Linked DNA regions of Homo sapiens: region 1 is linked to region 2. Evidence: read pairs that join two places in POLR2A ChIA-PET (ENCODE). Cell type or tissue: PC-9. All regions are shown on one strand. Each heading gives the region's core, and the rest is flanking DNA. Links, peaks and the distances in the headings are about the cores only. Region 1 has its middle 16 kb from the start of GPC1. Region 2 holds the start of LOC105373968 (a long non-coding RNA gene).

Evidence for each region. Peaks named below come from ENCODE experiments on the same cell type or tissue, not always from the same donor. Only the 100,000 strongest peaks of a DNase experiment are listed, where the experiment ranks them.
Region 1: POLR2A ChIA-PET joins it to region 2 with 5 read pairs; 2 of 35 experiments call an interaction of 5 or more read pairs at or near these places.

Annotation. Positions count from the first base shown.
Region 1 is chr2:240,414,774-240,424,056 of GRCh38, reverse strand. No RefSeq gene overlaps it. Among named protein-coding and RNA genes, the nearest start is that of GPC1, 16 kb to the left of the region's middle. In PC-9, for the core only: no CTCF peak of the experiment used is centred there; no DNase peak of the experiment used is centred there.
Region 2 is chr2:240,250,991-240,260,273 of GRCh38, reverse strand. It overlaps LOC105373968 (a long non-coding RNA gene), which reads left to right and starts at 3,821. Exons shown (of 2, transcript XR_924057.3): 1 at 3,821-4,172; 2 at 4,296-8,165. RefSeq lists enhancers at 1-2,334, 3,648-3,942, 8,003-8,514, 8,515-9,028. In PC-9, for the core only: no CTCF peak of the experiment used is centred there; a DNase peak (open chromatin) is centred at 4,163; H3K4me3 peaks cover 1,153 bases; H3K27ac peaks cover 1,661 bases.

The sequences.
Region 1 (9,283 bases), core at 3,544-7,543, 160 kb before region 2:
CCCGGAGTGGCATTGGGTACAGGGTAGTGGGAGGGCTGGTAACCCGGGGATTTCCACTCAATGAGCTTGGGCTGAACGCGAGAGGCCCGAGGGCCGTACGCCTGGTGCATCCATCAGGAAGGTTAGTGGCAGAGACACCGGTGCCAGGGACTATCACTGGTCGGAGGCCATATGCCTGGTGCACCCATCAGGAGGGTTAGTGGCAGAGATGCCGGCACCAGGGACTGTCACTGGTCGGAATACTCCTGGCGCACTCATCAGGAGGGTTAGCAGCAGAGACGCAGGTGCCAGGGACTGTCGCTGGTTGGAGGCAGGGCTAGATCAGCTGAAGACCGTGTTGTCCCACAGGATCCAGTTTTTGGGACCAACAACCAGAACTGGAAGCTTTTGAAAAGCTTGAAAAATCTCTAGTAGTGGTTAAAATAGAACACATCACATTCTGAAATATATGAAAAAGAAAAAAGAGGGTTCCCATTCACACCCTCACCCAGAGTGATCAGGGTGAGCCACTGTGGGCGCATCTTTCTAGAACTTTCTCTGGTTCGTAAATGGCCCTGTTCAAGCATCTGATGCCCATTGTGTGCGGCATTGTTTTTCTAACTGAACCCTGAGCGAGCCTTGGTGGCCTCTCCACATCAGGGCCTAAAGCTCCGCCCACACCTCTGTTCCAACCCATTGTCACTATTCCAGAAAAGGGCTGCAGCCTCTGTTTTACCATGCCTCAGCTCAAGAGTGTTTTTATTTCAAACAAAGTGATATTAAAATGGCAGCGGTGGCTTCTATAGAACAGATGATGAGAAACACATCTGCTGAGTTACAGGGTGCACATTTCAGTATTTTAAAGAGGTGGCCTAATGTCCTTCAAAAAGACAAAGTCAGGCACAGTCCCTGGTGACTCATGCCCTTGTCAAAGCAGGGGTCATCACACCTCTCGATGTTGCTGACCTGAGGCTCGAGGGGTGAGATCCGGGAGTGTTTCCGTTTGTACTCCCTGCTCCCTGGGAAACTGAACATTTTTTCATGCATTTACCAGCCACTGTCAGGTTTTCTTATGGCCTGTCTATTCAAGTCCATTGCCATTTTTCACCTTTGTTGTTTTTTTTTGGTATTGATTTTTGAGGAGGTCTTTATGGATTAAAGATTAGGCTCTTTGCCTGGAATCTGTGTTGCAAATATTTCCTCCTTCCCCTGTTCACTTATGTGAAATGCCAGTAAATACTCATTCCAGCATACACTGGCCTGTTTCTAGACTCACCCTGGATCTTTTTTGCATATTGCTGGGCTAAGGCCACACTGTTTTGAATAATGTAGTTTTGTAGGATGTACATTTCTTCTTATTCAAAATTTCTTGCTATTCTTTCCAGTGTCTCCCCCAGATGAACATTGGATTCATCCGTCAAGATCCATAAATAATGGATGAGAATTGTCTGGAGCTCATAGATTAGTTCTGGGAGAATTGATATTTTCTCAGACATCCAGGTATTCTAGGTATTTCAAATTCTCCCTTTATTCAATTTAAAAAATTGCTTTGCAGTAAAGTCTCACGTTTTTCATCATCTAGCCCTTTTTATATTTTGGGGTTTATTCTTAGTTGTTTTAAGGCTTTGTCTATTGTGAGCAGTATTTCTGAGCATACGTTTTCATTGGTAATTGCTGTGTTTAGGGAAGTCATTGGCTCCATTGATCTTTCAAGTCACAGCTTTGCTAAATTGTTTCCTTACTTCTAATACTTTTTCAGTTGGCTGCCTTCTGATTTCTAGGTAGACAATCATAGCATCTGAAAGTAGTGATGACTTAATCTTTTAATTTCCAGGTATTTATGCCTTTCATTTCTTTTTTTAATAAATGCATTACTATCCTTATTAGGATCTCTAGTATAATAGTAAAGATAAAATTGGTAATGATGAAAACACTCATGTTTTCTCCTGACCTTAAGACTAATGCTTTGAAAGTTTTATCATTAATTACAATATTGACTAAAGGCTTCTAGAACAAACTGTTATCAAGTTGGGGAAGTTGTTTCCTATTCTTTCCTTGCTACAAGGTTTCTTTTTAAAGTCCTAGTAGGGAAGGATATGGAATTTTTTCAACATCTGTTTCCATGATCGTATCATTTTCCTCAACTCAGTTCTTGGTGTAGTGAGTTATGCATCTAGAATTACTGCTATTAACCCATCCTTGCATTCCAGGACTAAACCCTACCTGCAATGGAAGCATTTGCAATGCCATCCTGGATGTGATTTGTTGAGGCTGGGCCCTAAGCCCTGTCTGTTTCCATGGTCTTGCAGGGCTCTCCTGCTGTGGGGGTCTCCTTGGGCTCAGAGCACTCCTGTGGCAGCAAGGCCAGAGCACAGGTGATGCTGTCTCTGCCTTGCACTGGCTGCTGTTCTGATGAGGCGTGAGCAGTGGCTTTCCTGGCCTGTGTGGCACGAGGACACTTGTCAGGCCTGGGTTGCCCTGGCCAGCTTCTCCTGGGGCTGCATGTCCCATGGCCTGGCATGGGCCCTGGGGAGCCAGGGCCTGCTCCATCCCCCCTCTGGGATCCTTGTAGCCTGCTCAGTGTCCCCGCATCAGTGTTGCTTGTGCTTGCTGACTGTGCCTTCCTGCCTGCTGGCCACACCTGTCCAGGGGGACCTGGAAATGGACAGGGGTGCTTCTGATGGGATTCTACACCCTTCATCTGCTTGGGGAGAAGGCACCCACACCCGTGAGTTATGTCATGAAAAGCATACTTGTAAAGCTGGCTTCCTCCCTGACCCTGGGGCATCCTGGTCTTGTGCATCCCAGTTGGGAGGAATCACCACTCTCTGCATCCAGGCCCAGCAGCTGCCTTCCAGGGTCCTGGGTGTTCCTCCTGCAATATCTCTTTAAAGTTGGTAATTTGGAAGATTGAGCTGGAAATGCACAAGTGAGTGCTGCCTGAGGGCTGGGGGTTTTGGGGTGGAGGCTGCCACCTCACATGAGGCCTGGATGCTAGTTTGGGCCTTTTGTGGGCCTAGTGTCCCTGGCAGGCCTCTGGCACCACTGCTGTGTTCCTGGGCAGATCCGCAGAATGGGACACTCTTGGAAGCAAAGACACCCATCCTCTAATTTTCTTATCCTTTCCGAAACCGAGCTAAACCCACTGCTCAAAATTGTCAACACGTGGCTTCCAGCCCTGGGGAACAGGATTGATGGCCTTGTCATTCCACATGGGCATGTGGCTGAGTGGCTACTGTGGGGGTGGTTCCCATCTGCAGAGGGCGTGGGGCCCTGTGAGGACCTGACTGTCCTTCCCTGTGGGCCGAGGAAGCCCCTAATGTCGGGGCACGCACACCAGAGGAACCGGAGGAGCCAGGCCATTTGTGCTGAGGGGATAGGATAGTGGGCAGCAGCCCCAGGACCCTGCCTGCCTATCCTGAGGGCCCAGACCAGATTCCCGGTCCCTCTGGGGTCCCACAGCCTAGGACTTGCCCACAACTCTGGTTTTGGGGCCGTTTGCTTGCCCAGGAGGTCGTCCTTCCATTCTTCATCCCTCAGCCCTCCCATTCTCCCGGGTACTCCCATAAGGCAAGCCTCGGGCCAAAGTATCAGCCGTGCCTTTCTAGGTCTTCTCCATGCCCCCAGCCCCCCACTCTGAAGTGGACCAGACCCTCCCAATGTGTGCCAAGGGTGCTGAGCCTTCGGGCACTGTGGGTGGTGTCTGCTTGCCTATGTCTGCCCCTGGCCCACTGAGGGGGTCAGGAAAGGGTCTTCTGGGTGCCTGAGCAGTGTGCAGTCTCTGAAACGGACTTGTGGGGTGGGGGCAGGGTTCAGTCCATGGCCCCCCCATCAAGCTTCCTTGGGACCAGGAGCCCCTTGCAGGCTGCCCGGCTCCTCTGCCACCAGCTGGGGCTTGGCCTGGCTATGGCTCTCAGATACTGGCCTTAATGGTCTGGGAGCTGGGGGTCTCCACGGGCCTCACTTGGCCATCTGTGGCCTGGGCCAGGCTGGCTCTAACTCCCTGCAGAGATTCTGCCTCATTGTCAGATTGCAAAATGAAATAAAATGTAAAATGAAAATTTGCAGGACTCAGGAAGAGGCTGGGTGAGGCTGTGTGGACATGGTGCAGATGCTCTGATGCCTGTGGCAGAGTCAGCAGCCTGCAGACCACGTCTCCTCCGGAATGCACAGTGGTTTTGAATTTGTGCTTTTTTCTTCTTTAAATTATAGGAGGGAGGAGAGCTTGGCAAAGTGCAACATGGGACCTGCCAAGCCCAAACTATTTGGAAAAAAAAAAAATCACAAGATTTTTGCCTAAACTCTGAAAAGGCTTTGATTCTGCTTGAAATTTGAGGTCTGTGCAGATGGCCCTGAAGACAAGCTTGGCCACTGGCATGGGGGGGGGCTTAGGCTAGGCCCCCCAGTGTGACCACAGTATGGTCCTAGGACATGAGCCATGCAGGACCCAGGAAGCTGGGTCCTGAGGGCCGATGGCTGAGGCTCACTTAGATGTGTGCAGACCCCACTCCCTACCTGGGAGTGCACTCGTGGGTGTGGAGAGGAGCTGGGGTGGGTCTCCAGCTGCCCCTATGTCTGCAGTTCCCTGGGCACCAGGAGGACCAGCCTCCTCGTGGGGCTCAGGTGCTCTGGGAGGTGGGGGTCGGGGCCAGGCTTGCCCAGAGTTTTCCGGGCACAAGTGGGAGAGCGCAGTCCACACCAGACTGCCCTTGCTTCTGACTGTAGTGGTATGTTCAGGGGCCCCAAGACCCCACTTTCAAGGCTTAGCAGCTTGCCAGAAAACCCACAGGACTCACAGAAGCTGTCGTATACAAGGCTATGGTTTTTCATAGGGAAAGGATCAGGGATGAAGTCAGCCAAAGGAAGAACCACAGAGGTGGGATCTGGGGATGCACCAAACTCAAGACTCCTGTGTCCTCTCCCCGTGGCGTCAGGACAGTGTCACTCTCCCGGCATCTCTGTGGGACAGCACACCTGGAGCGTAGCCAACTGGGGATGCTCACCTGAGCCTCTGTGGTCAGAGTTTTTATTGGGGCTCCAATTCACAGGCACCACTGATTGATTGTCTGTGTGGTTATCTCAGTCTCTGTCCCCTCCCAAGGCCAACTGGTATCACCTGATCCAGATACTGCCCGCCCACACTCTGCAAAGCACATTGTGATCATGCGGCATGGTCTCAGGTCCCCAGGCCAACAAAGACAGTCCTATCAGGCATGACATTCCAGGGTGAGTGTCACCTCCTAGGAATCAGGGGCCAATGCCACACTGATTTCTGGACAAAGTTAAATTCTTTCCTATATGGGTATGCTCTAGGGGTGTGCAGGGGCAGAGAACCCTGTTGAAGATGAGCATGTTTTTCCTGCGGCCCCCAGACAGCATGGTTTTGCCCTCCACTCTGTGTTTATCTCCCAGTTGTCATTCCAAGCTTTTTCTGAAGCCTCACCTCCACTGGATTCCATGGAGGATGGAGTGGGGAAACTGTATGAGTGGGAGGCATGGGGTTGGCCTTCCTTCCAGGGCTGGCCATGGAGGGCCCAGTGCTGTGCCACCCGGGGGGCAGGCAGCATCCCTTACATCCTGCAGGGGCACCAGCCAACCCTCCACCTGAGGGTCCTAGATGGATGGCTAGGGATGTCAGTGGGGTCCCAGCTTGAGGGAGATGATGTAGAGCCATCAAAAGGTAAACTGAGGAACCATAAAATTTTTAAAAGAGGTTTATTTGAGGAGACAACTCATGACTCAGCTTAAAACCAGAAATGATTTAGGAGCTCCATCAAGAGAAAACAAGAGGGAGGTTTTTACAGAATGAATACAGAAGTAACACAAATAAAATATCTGATTGTTCACAGTTGTGCAAGTGCCTTGTTGGGTCCATCCTGTTGCAAAGTCCCTAGTTATAGAATTATAAGTTTGTTGGCTACTTCTGATTGGTGGAGCTTAAGTTTTGTTTTTCTTTAATGTAGGTATTTACATGAAAAGGTTCACAGTAAGTTTCACTTATGTCTGCAAATGAAGCAGTTTGCACTTATGAGGCCTAACTGGCTTTGTCTACTCAGGGACTCTTCAGGCCTAGCCTCTGTAACAGTTACTTTAACAATGCCCCCCCAACTTTTGGGCACCCTCTCAGCAAGCTGAGACCGGGACCAAACAGCATAGCATTACTCTAGGTTACCACTATGGATGTAGTCCCTGTATCATCTCAATACTTGCATTGAGATATAAGGTCTTACAGTCATTGCTATACAAAATTACACAGTCATTGTGACTTTGAGTTGCTGAGTTGTGGAACTCTCTGAGTTGTCTAATTCTGATGGCAATCTTTCCATGCATGAGTGGCTGCTGGAAAGCATTTGTGGGTGGGGGGAGTGGGGAAGGATAGCATTAGGAGATATACCTAATGCTAAATGACGTGTTAATGGGTGCAGCACAACAACATGGCACATGTATACATATGTAACAAACCTGCACATTGTGCACATGTACCCTAAAACTTAAAGTATAATTAAAAAAAAAAACACTTGAGAGGATACCATGCACTTGGGAGGTGAATACAATGACTGTAAGGAGAGTCACAGCCAGGAATGAACATTTTCCTGGGGCAGAGATTCCCAGAAGCCAGATTTAACCAATGAAATCAATCAGTGGAGGAGGCAGCACCCGTCTGGTGAGACTAGTGTTTGTCTCTCCAAAGCCTTTAAGTTTTGGCAACAATTTCTAATTTATTAAGATAGAAAAAACATTTTTTTAAATCTATAAGAGAACAAGCTCATTCTTGTTCAGCTGTTAAGATATCAATAACTTTTATTTTGTAGTATGATTGAGGCTAAATTGTTCATTTAGCTGTCCTATGAAAACAAAAGAAAATCAATGGTTAATATTTGAACTGAAATATGATTGTAGTTTTTTGAGTGCAGAGGACAGCTAGTTGAGAAGATTTCTACGTTTCTAGAGCTAAAAACATCTCTAGATGGTGGAGTGAGGGATGGTAGTTGCAGTCCTGATGGATTTTCCTGGTTGGCAGTGTGACTGTCTCTGATGAGGTCATGGGGTGTTTGGGTGAACTCTCTAAGTGACCTGTAGAGCAGCAGGCCTCAAGGTTGTCCATACGTGGTCTCTTGTAGTGATTTTTCTGAAGTTTGAAGTCATCCAGTTTCAGCCTCGGGGCATGCGAAAAGGGAAGTTCTATTTTCTTGTGTAAGTAGAAGAATTCAGGATTCAATCCAGTTTATAGATGGATAACAAAATCTCAAAGAAAATAAACAGGACTAGAATTTGATAATGGGTGCACTACACTTTCCTATTGAAATACAATCTTTTATAGTCAAAAATAATATATATATATTTAAAAAACAGGGTCTTTCTGTGTCACCCAGGCTATAGTGCAGTGGTGCAAACATAGTTCACTGCAGCCTCCAACACCTGAGCTCAAGCAGTTCTCCTCCCTCAGCTTCCCAAGTAGCTGGGACCACAGGTGCATACCACCATGCCCGGTTAATTTTTAAATTTCTTATTGAGATGGGGCCTATCTAGGCTGTTTCAAACCCTCCCACCTTGGCTTCCCAAAGTGCTGGGATTACAGGCATGAGGCAACAAGGCTGGCCAATTTTTAAAAATAAGTCATTTCATTAAGCTTGACCTGACTGTTTATATAAGTACAACAAGAATAGTAATTCTATGTATATTCAAAAATATCATATTTTAGTCAGAGCTTTGGTAATATCTAAGGGGCTTTATGGATTTTGTATCACTCAACCTTCATTTTAAAGAATTATTTAGTAATGAGAAATCTCAGATTAGACCTTTAAAAACCTCTCTAGGCTAAGAAGCCAAGCCAAGGACTTGTCCAATTGTGCCCTGTTACAAGGAGAACAGATCCCTATTGAACTTATGCAAATACTGGTATTGCTCTGAAAATAAGAATATTTAATAAGAGTTCCCAAATTCTGGAGCAATCAGATAGGGAGAAAAATATAAATGTTCCATTTTTTTTTGTTTACAAAATATATTTTATTAAATTTCTACAAGTTATAGGTAGCTTAAGAGAAAAAGGATTTCGAAAATCTGAAAAATAAGACATTAGAGAACCAACAATGTTTCTAACAAAAGGTGATACAAATTATAATTATTGTCATCAGCTAATTTAGTTCCATGTTTTGTTGGATATTGGGTTAGTCGTTTTATGAATCTATCAATTTTTCATGACTGTTCTGGAAAATCTTACCCTCCTGTGAGAGTGTGAGCTTAAGGTTACCAGAAACCTGTACTTGTCAGTCTTTTTCATGAAGCTCTTGCAGTTTTGTATCATGCAACTGACGAGAAATTTGGTTGTTTTGGTGATATATAACATTTCAACATAATTAGAATTATGGATGATAACATACTAGGATATATCATATTTCTAGGAATTTCAAATAATTTCTGGAATAGTCAGATCAATAATAAATATAACTTTAAAAAGGTGTAGTACCTATCACTCATTATTTGGCAATGCCTCCCATGACATTTAATGTATTAGATAAGCCTAGTTAATTTAACATCTCTTTTTATTAAGAGAGAAAATAAATGCTTTTGATATAGTCCAGACATCCTTCACAAAGAAGAAGCCCAGAGAAACTCACAAAGTTAATCTGAGGTAAAAAAGACTTAATTTAGAATTTGAATTTGGGAAGTTGTCAAAAATGCCCAAAGGGTTAAAACACTTAATTAAGTAAGATTACAGGTCATTGTGAAATAATACCAATACAAAAGGTTTTAAAGGCAAATATAGAAACTTACATAGGCATAAAAAAACAGCTCTTTTAATATTGAAAAGTCTCACTTTTCTTAAATGATAAAAGACTTTATGAAAGGCAACATGCAGCATGAGAAATTATCCTGATAAAACACATCTTTGTTTCCTGGGCCTGTTGCTTAAAAGTAAAGCAAAAAATATCTTCATAATCAAAAGCAGAACAATAGTCCAAGAAAGCTTTGTCCTTTTAGCAGAGGGGAAACCTAATTCTTACTTTGGACCGTACATTACTGAGCTTATTTTTTTATTTTTTATTTTTTTTTTGAGACGGAGTCTCACTGTCGCCCAGGCTGGAGTGCAGTGGCGCGATCTGGGCTCACTGCAGGCTCCGCCTCCCGGGTTCACGCCATTCTCCTGCCTCAGCCTCCCCAGCAGCTGGGACTACAGGCACCCGCCACCTCGCCCGGCTAATTTTTTGTATTTTTAGTAGAGACGGGGTTTCACTGTGTTAGCCAGGATGGTCTCGATCTCCTGACCTCGTGATCCACCCGCCTCGGCCTCCCAAAGTGCTGG
Region 2 (9,283 bases), core at 2,200-6,199:
GTATCATGTGGGCTCAGTCCTTGGAATCAGGAACCAGCCTGATGACCCTCCAGGCAGGGAATTGACAGCTGAGGCCTGCAGATCACCTCTCTGGGACGTCACCCAGGGTCATCCCAGGTGGCCATGTGGCCTTCCCAGCTACGCCCAGCCTGGCAAGGTGCACCTACTCCAGGCTGCCATGTGAGAAAGGGGACAATGTCGTAGCGGTGTGGCAGGCCACCTGCCTTCTGCTGGGGCTCCGAGGTTTCCAACAAGCCTAGTGTGCGGTGAGCAGTGTGGGGATGGCTGCCTGGGTCACTGCTGGTCACAGGAGGCCAGGGCTGGCCCTGCAGGCCACAGCACCCCTCATGGGCATTCTCTTCGTCCTTGTTGACCTTTCTAAGCTCTGCCCCTCCTCTGAGTGCTCATTTCTGTGCTAAAATTATCTGGCAAATTCACTTCCACTCAGGCCTCAGAGGAAAGACGTGCAGCTCCTCCAGCAGGAGGGGCAACAGCCTGGGGTTTCCGGAAATCCAGGCTCCTGGCCTCTGACATGGGAGGGTGCCTCCAAGGGCTCTGGGCCTCGGAGTAGGTGACGTTGCACAAAGAAGTGAGATCCTAGCTGGGCTGCGAAAAACTTCCCATGGGATGTCCAGCTCAGGCCAGGAAGTCCTAGAGGGGTCCTGGAGGAATTGTGGGAGGGGCAGACTCAGGCGTGCAGACCACAGAGAGGTGAGAGGTGGGGGGTATTCTTGGCCTGGTTGAAGCCCCTCCCTGACGCCACTCTTATCTCAAGCTGGGGCTGAGGTAGGGGGCTGCGCAGCCCCAGGGCGCAGAGCCAGCTGTGTGGCTGCCTCAGTCCTTCAGCAGTGGAGATAAGTCACAGCGGCTGTTTCTGTTGTGTTGTCAGAGAGCAAAAATAGACTGTGTCTCCCTTTCCCAGAAGGGCCCTGGCATGGGCCTGGGCCAGGCTGCTGTCTGCCCTTGGCCTTGAGAAGAACGATGCCTGGCCGAGCGGTCAAGAGCATGAGTGGAGTTTGCCCGCTCCCCGCCTCCTCTTGCTCGTGGGGGAAACAAAAGCCTGGCTGGGGAAGGGCTCACTAGGCCTGCCCCTTCCATTCTCCCTCAGGGCCTCAGGCTGTGAGGGCGGTGGGGACCCCTGTACTCCACATCCAGCTCCATGGGGCCTCAAAGGTGGGGCTCCCTGGGAGTGCTGGGCTGAAGAGCCCTAGGACCCTGAACCAGACCCAGGGCAGGGTGGTCTGTGCTGCAGGGCTCGGGCAGGAGAGTGAACCCACACACACTCAGCCGCCTCCCAGAGCTCTCAGGGACACACAGTCAGCCGGCGATCAGCCTAGGGGAGCAGGTCTGTGAGGATGGGTGGGCTCCCTCGGGGAAGAGCAGCAGGGGCTCCCAGGGGCTCTTAGGGCGCCCTTGGGTGAGGGTGTCAGCCCTTTGACCTGCGAGCTCCAAGTGGAACTTGGCTGGAGCTGTTTCCATGGCCTAGGCGGACCCCCAGTCTAGCTAGCCAGGGTGAGGGAGGGTACCGGCCACACTGTCCAGCCCCCAAGTTCCGTTCCAGCTTCCACTGGATGAGATGGGGCACTGCACTGCACAGGGGCCACCCTCTCTGGACCAGATAGGGGACCCCGATGAACCTCTCAAGTGGAGGGACAAGGAGATAGAGCGGCTTGCTCTGCAGGGTACCACTCTGCCGTCTCCGTCTCTGAGCTGGAGCTGCTGTGGGCTGTCTCTCCCCAGGCCGGTGTGGACCCTGGTGCCTCCTTTATGGTATAGGGCGCTGTGAGTTGGGCAGAGCGGGCATCTTCCTGACCCAGGGCATGAGGGCTGCCCAGTGGGGGTGAGTGGGACTGCAGCTGAGCTGGGGTTTGGGTTCCCAACAGTGAGGGTCCCTGGTAGGATCGGGCGCTCCCTGTCCATATGGAAAGCAGACACAGTGCTCTGTCACCCAACAGGTGAGCTCTGTAGAGTGTCGGGGAGGCCAGCTGGGGCCTAGTGCATGGTGGTGTCACACACGCTGGTCTCCACCCGTTGGCACAGGGACCGGCCACCTCCCAAGCCCTGCTCCAGGTTCCTGACTCAAGCCCCTGGAGGAGGCCTGTGAGGAGACGGTCAGGGCCTCAGGGTCCCTGAGAGCCTGGAGCTCTGGAATCCGGAAGGCTGCTCCTTCACGTTCACCTGGCAGGGGCCAAGGCTGCTGTGAAGCTGAGGGTTTGGGGAATCAGCCTCCACTTCGGGCTGCGAATCCCTCGGCTCCTTCCCGCTCCTGGCTCTCCGCCGCCCCCGGCACCCCCATGTGTTTATGCCCCACTTATCTCCCGCAGCACATTTCGGAGGTGGATGTAAAGAAAATTCTGATCTTTTAAAATAGATTTCACAGGGGAGGTGGAAAGCGGGAAGGAAGGGATGAGTTTGTCTTGCGTTTGTTTTTAAAATAGGCCAGTGTGAGCCTGGTGTTTACGGTCGGCTGATGATGTCGCCACATCGTCCGTTCCAGCCCCCAGGACAGTCATTTCTGCTGAGCCCACGCACCATTTCTTGGCTTTTTGGTTCTCAAACCCAGGGCTGCGTGGTCTCACGATATTTGTGGTTGTGTGTGTGCGCACACGCGTGTGTTTATGTGTGTGCGTGTGTGTGCACGCGTGTGGAGGTGGGTGAGCTGGGAACGAAGCCTGCGGGGAAGCTGGGTGGACGGCACCACCCGCGTCACCCTCTATCCTGTGTGTGCTCACACGTGAGTGACAGGAAGTAGCTGGGCCTACAAATACTTGCCCTGGGTGGCTGTGGCTGGAGATGATTGGCCGGGGCTGGTCAGCATCTTAGGGGGCCACACCGCTCCGTCCAATGCGGGCCGAGTGGTCTTTGCGCACATGCAGCACTCAGGAAATCCGCACCCTGACCTGCAGCTGCATCGATTCATGAGGTCACTGAGGGGCGGCAGTTGGGCTGGAGGCTCTCGTGGGGGAATCCCATTTTGGCAGCTGGGTTTTCCTTCCTCTGGGCACCCCGAACTTGTATGGTCACTAAGCCCTGACCTGCTGCCTGCAGCACCAGGACATCACCCATGGACATTGTGGGGCCTGGTGCAGCTCTCCTGAGCACCAGGCTCCTGGCACAGGGGGCTCCTGGCCACCCAGAGCAGCAAGACCTTCCATGAGCTGCTCCCCATCGGGGACCAGTGAGCAGTGGGACCTCCCATGTGCTGCTCCACCATCGGGAGCCAGTGAGACAGCAATCTGATGACAGACTCACCTCCTGGATCCAGCTGTGCCTGAAACCCATCTACCCCTTACATTTTCTGATTCCATAAACTAGTCAACTGTCACATTGTAAGTTTTGAAACAGATGTTAGTCACTTGCACAGGCATGAATCCTGACCACCGAGCCATGGATTTGCCACAGGGGCTAGACTTGGAGCAACGGTGACCAGCAATGGTGGAGCAGGACGTGGAAGATCCTGCTGCTCACTGTCGCCCCTGATGGTGGAGCAGCACATGGAGGATCCCACTGCTCACTGTTGCTCCGAGGGTGGAGCAGCTCATGGAGGGTCTCCAAAGAGGCTGTCTCCATCTGCCTGTCTATCTCTGCTCTGCTTCCCCTTGGGTAGCTTCATTCTTGGGCACGCTGTCTCTCCAGGTAGACATGATGGCCATAAGAAGCTCCAGGCATAGAGCAACTCTCTATTTTCAATAACCTTCCAAGACTCTCAGGAATCAGAGTGGCCCGCCTGGGTCATGTGCCCATCCAGTCCCTGTCTCCCGAGCTGGGCGGTGCTGATTGGCCCGACTGGGTCATGTGTCTGTGGCCAGGGCTGCTGGACTGGGGAGAGGGTCATTTTCAGAGCAAACACAGAGAGCCTTTCCCTAAGAAAGGGAATGAATGGTAGACAGGCAGAAATCACACGTGCCCCCTGAGTGCAGCCATGCCAGGCATGGCCAGCAAGCGCTCCCATGGAGAAAAACTATTTCTACAGGTAACAGCCCTCCACAGGGGTGTTGGGGCTCCACTTTCCAACCTCTTTCTTCCTTGGGAGCAAAAACTCTGTGGCTGCCAGGACCTGCCTCTCTGAAAACCCCCGTAAAGCTTCAAAGGGGCCTGTCCACCTCGCCAGCTTTGATCTCAGGAGGAAACTTGCTCAGACACATGATCCAAAGGAATGTGTACAATTCCAGGTATGCACAGGCACCTCCCTGGGCAGAAAGCAAGGCGCTTTCATCACAGGCTGCGGGAGTCACCAACTGAAGAGACTCAATGTCCTTGAAAGCACTTTTCTTTTTATTATGTTCAAAATTCAGCAACGAAAACTGCTCGTCTTGCTTCTACGGAAGCTGTAAGGACGAGAAAGTGGAGCGCTGTCGCGGAAAGAGGCAGAAATTTGGTGACACAAGAGCGATCTCAGGACAGGGTGGAGCCAGGGATCAGGACTGTGGTGCCCAGTCCCAGCTCAGCTAAGCCAATGTGCGTCTTTGGGTAAGTTGCTTCCCCTTTCTGGGCACCGGTTTGAGCTTTCATAATGAAAACCACCTTCATGCCCTCATGACACTTTGCACAGTGTCATCAGCATTTGGGGCCACATGATTTCTGCAGGTCCCTCAAGTCTAGAGTTTTATTATTCTAGGCTCCAGGCTTAAGATGATCTGTTGAAACCCTTGGATCAAATAGCATCATCATTTCTAAAAGTCAGCCTTCCAAAATCAGTCTGGGAGCAGAGAAAAGAGCTTCTGACACAAGGATAAAGGCAGCATGAGCTGCAGGGGGGCCTCAGAGGCGTGTCGTGCACCTGCTCAGGAAAGACCCTCCTGGAGACCTGGTCACTGAGAGGGCAGAAGGAAGGCATGGCAAACACAGGCGGTCTTTTAAAGATTTGACCACCAGGAGCGGGAGAGGGTGAAGATCGCTAGCGGGATGCAGGGTCTGGGGACGGTTCTGAGAAAGGAGGCACTTGGAGCAGCTAAAATGCCAAGGGCAGAGGAACTGGGCAGGGCTGGGGTGAGATGCAGGCGGTGCCCCATGGTGCAAGGCTGTGACCAGGGTGAAGGGGGTGCTGGTGGGCGATGGGGGCAAGGGCGAACCCCTCTTTTACTGCAGTGGGGGAGGTGGTGCAGGGGCTTCTGGCCCTTGATTTTCTCAGTGCAGTGGGAGTTACGGTCATGGCTAGGGAGGGGAGGCAGGGGTGGGGTTTCTGGGGTTTCTGGTCACCTTCCAGAGCCTGACCCTGCAGGAGGGACCCTTGCTCTGCAGCTATGCTCCTTGGCCTGGGGGTAAATTCACAGGCTGGATGGATGGAGGGGATGGATTTCAAGGACTAGGGGAAGAAGGATGGGCAGCCATGGTTTCACGTTTTGTGGGGCCTGAGGTTCCTTCCAGGTTCTTGGCCAGCCTGCGTGGGTGAGGGGCTTGGGACTCCAGCCTCAATAGCCATCTTGGTCAATCTGCCTGCATGCCGCACCATGAGGAACACCAAGTGGGCTTGGGCCTCAGAAGGGACAGACATGTCCCTGGCCTCACCTGCCTGGTTAATGGGATTTGGGGCTAAGGGCCAAAGAGGGGCCCCTGGGGCATGGGGATCCTCATGACCCAGGCTCTCTCCTAAGCACACAGCGCCATACGCTAAGCACATGGCACCAACACGGTGCCAACTCTAAGTCTCCTAGGTGTTCAACTTGAACTTCCGAAGGTGGTGCCACTGAGCTCCCGACTCCAGAATCTCCCAGCCAGTGCATTTGGGATTGCGCCGTCCATCACACACAGGGATGGCCGCTCCCCTGGAGGGAAGTGTCTGAGCTGGGGACTCTCAGATGTCGCTCCTCCTGGATTAGGGAATGGTGGACCCAGGCCCCTGTTTCAGCCCCTTGCGTTGCACTGTTCTGGAAGGCTCAGTTCAACCTTCATCTCTTAGTGCAGGGGAATATGTGTCAGAGTGTGTGCGATGGCACCAGACTGGAATAAAAGAATGAGATTCCTTTGCAGTTTGGAGGTAAAGCTCAGTCACCACCCAGAGACAATGAGAAAAGCTGCCTCATCTGGAGCAGACAGTGTGGGGCTGAAAGTTGGCTCAGATACAGTTATGGGGCAACAGGAGACACATCTCAGCCTACTCTTCTTTCATCTGAGAGGAGAAAGCACTCAAAGGGCTTTAAATTAAAATCAATTTCTGTTCAATCCTGGGCTAATTTGGTTGGCCATCTCTTTCAGCTTGAATGGAGGTGCAATAAAGCGAGGGCACTTTCTGCGAGATCTGGAAGGACCCTTGGAACTGATCTCATCCTGCCTCCCTCTGGGAAGCCAGGGAAGGCCTGAGCCCTACGGGGTGATGACAACCGGCCTCTGCCCAGGGCATGCTGTCGAGGTCCTGGAGAGATCTGTTTCCCTGGTCACACTGGGACAGTGTCAGCTCCCATCCATCTGGTCCTAATTCTTGCTCCTAATTCTGCCTCCTGGTTCGCAGAACCCAGAGACCCCTAGACAACATGACAGGCACCACACTGAACGTGGGACTCACTTGATCCCTTATGTGTCCCTCTGAGGGGGGCTCATGCTCACATGCGAGGGATCAGAGGCCCCAAGAAGGACAGGGACTTGCTGCCGGTCACACAGCTTAGGGCTGCATGGTGGGTTATGGAGTGATCCCCCGCAAATGGCACAGCCACACCCTAATCTCTGGTACCTAACAATGTGACCTTATTTGGTTTCTGCAGATGTAATTAAGTTAAGGATCTGGAGGCGTGATCATCTAGATTTAAGGTGGACCCTAAATCCAATGGCTGTGTTTTCATAAAAGAAAGGAGAATGAGACAGAGACAGACACAGTAGGGAGGCCGCATGAAGACAGAGGCAGAGACGGGAGCAGAGAGGCCACAAACCAGGGAAACCGGGAGCCACTGGGTGCTGGAAGAGGTGCCAGGACCCTCCCCTAGAGCCCCGCTCTGGTTGTGTAGCCGCTTCACAGGGACGCCTGCTTAGGGGACGAGGGGAAGAGGTAGAGGGTGGTCAGAGGCATGGAAACAGGACAGGAGGACGCTGCCTGTTCATCCACAGCCGTCCCCTTCTGGAAAGCCTTTCTGAATGGGAAGGTGGGCTGCCTACCATGAGCTGCAGTGACAGCCCCTCACAGCCACTGTCCTCCAGGCTGTCCCAGGAGGCACCTGAGCTCATACAGATCGGTGGTTTCCCACTCCCAGAGCCTCCGGGGGCTCGGTGCCCCTCTGCCCACTTTGTGTCCGGCTGATCAGGAGGCTCACGTCGGCCTCCTCAGAGCAAAGCTCACCCACATCCCATGCAGGGATGGGCAGGACCTGTGAGCCCACCCTGTGACAGGAAGGCCCCACAGTACAGATACAGGGAGCCCCTCCAATGGCATGCACCACCAGGGTGCCAGATCAGGCTAGACCAGTGGCCAGCACCCACCTGCAGCGCAGGCAGTCCTGAAATCCTGTTTCCAAACCTCCTGAGCCCCTCTTCCCTGTATGGCCTCCAGGCCGCCTCCCTCTGTCAGGATTAAGCCCAGCTTTCTCATGGAGACCGTGTCTGTCTCCATCCCCGGCACCGTCTCCATCCCCAGGCACCCTCACACTCACTCCCAGCTGCATGGCCGCCACCCACCCAGCTGGGGTTTCCATTAGGCCCTGTAGGTTCCCCACCTCGGTCTCCTTCAGTGGGTTCCTTCTACACTACTGAGGTCAGGGCCACATCACAGTCATTTCTGTGTGTCCAGGGCTGTGAACACGGAGCTGCCGCGGTCAGCATTCCCTGTACATGGATGTAGGGTCAGGACCACTGTACCCTGTGGGGGCCTAGGTCACAGAGAAATCCCAGGCCTTGTTCAGAGATGGTGAAGGGTGCCCGGTGGCAACAGCAGGGTGTCCTCTGAGCCCCGGCACTTCTGAGCTCAGGGCTGAGTGACCACACAGGTAGCTGCTATGGGCCCAGCCCTTCTGCATCGTGCTGGGGGGATGCGGGGGCTCTGTTGCCTTCTCGGGTCCCAGGGAGATGTGCCTTCTGTGCCCACGTCTCAGCGGCTCCCACGGCGCATCCAGTGAACTGGGAAGTGTGAATGAGCACCTGCTCGGGCCAGTGATTCATCCGAGTGTCGTTAGCTGCTAATTATAATTAAACCTTTGATGAGTTGTGTTTCTTATCTTCTTAATTAAAATAATTATGACTAATGGAGTGGATGGCACTGAACTCCGACAGGTCTCCTGCAACATGTTACAGTGCCCAAACCCAGCTCCAGGGTGAGCTAGATGGATGGGGCTGTCACCCGGCAGCCAATGGCAAGTTCTGGGTCACCCTCAACCCCAAGGGCCAGCCCAGCACCCCTGGGGGAGGAGCGGGGGAGAGAGCCACTGCTGATTCTGTCTGCCCAGCACAAACCCCAATCTCTAAACCAGGGCTTGCTCCCAGATGGGGAGGCAGTGGGAGCGGGAGGGAGGGAGAGCTGGGGCGGGAAGGTGCAGGGAGACTCCTTCTCCCTCCTCGCCTGGTCCCTGGACATCTGCCAGTCCCAGCCAGTAGTGAATGGCTGATGTCACCATGGCCCTGGCGGAGCCACGGTACTTCCCAGCTTACAAAGTACTCTCAGTGCTGCGGGGTCATGATGTCCCCTCCCACCCTGCTGGGCCTCCGTCTTACAGAGAAGCAGCCAGGCCCAGGGAAGACTTGCTCACCAAGGGCAAAGGGCAGTGAGTCGGCCACAGGAACACAGCCCCCGGCCTTCAGGGCCAGCCGCCACCCACGCCAGCCACCCTGGGCGTACAGAATGTACCCGTGCGCGGGGGCTGGAGGTCGGCTATTCCGGGATCCGTGGCCATGGGATGACCAGCCCCTCCCCCGCTGAGGACTCAGCCTCCTTCTGTGTGGGATGAGGGGGTGGCAGGCTGGCCTCTGAGGCTGCTCTGTGAGGCCACGGGGGACCACTCGAGTGTGGGGAGCCCCAGGCTCAGCACACAAAGGTCTCACCCAGCCCGTGACTGACCCCGGGCAGCCCAGCGTGAGTCATGCTCTCAGGCCACACCCACCTACTCTGAGGCTGCGGTTTCTCATCACTACCCAGAGGCGTGGCCTCCTGCAGGCGTGTGGTCAGCCCAGGCTGGGCTAGGGGTCACAGCCCTGCTGGTCATACGCACCTTGGGTCATCTCCAGGGACTGGCAGCCAGGCCTCTGCAGCCCCTTCTCCGCCGGCTGCTTGGGCTCAGGGGTACCGGGCCCTCTCCTCATGCCCTTTATGGGTGGGGGCGGAGGGTTTGTGCCCACCCTTTCTTCTCAGGGAGGCTGAGCGGGGGTG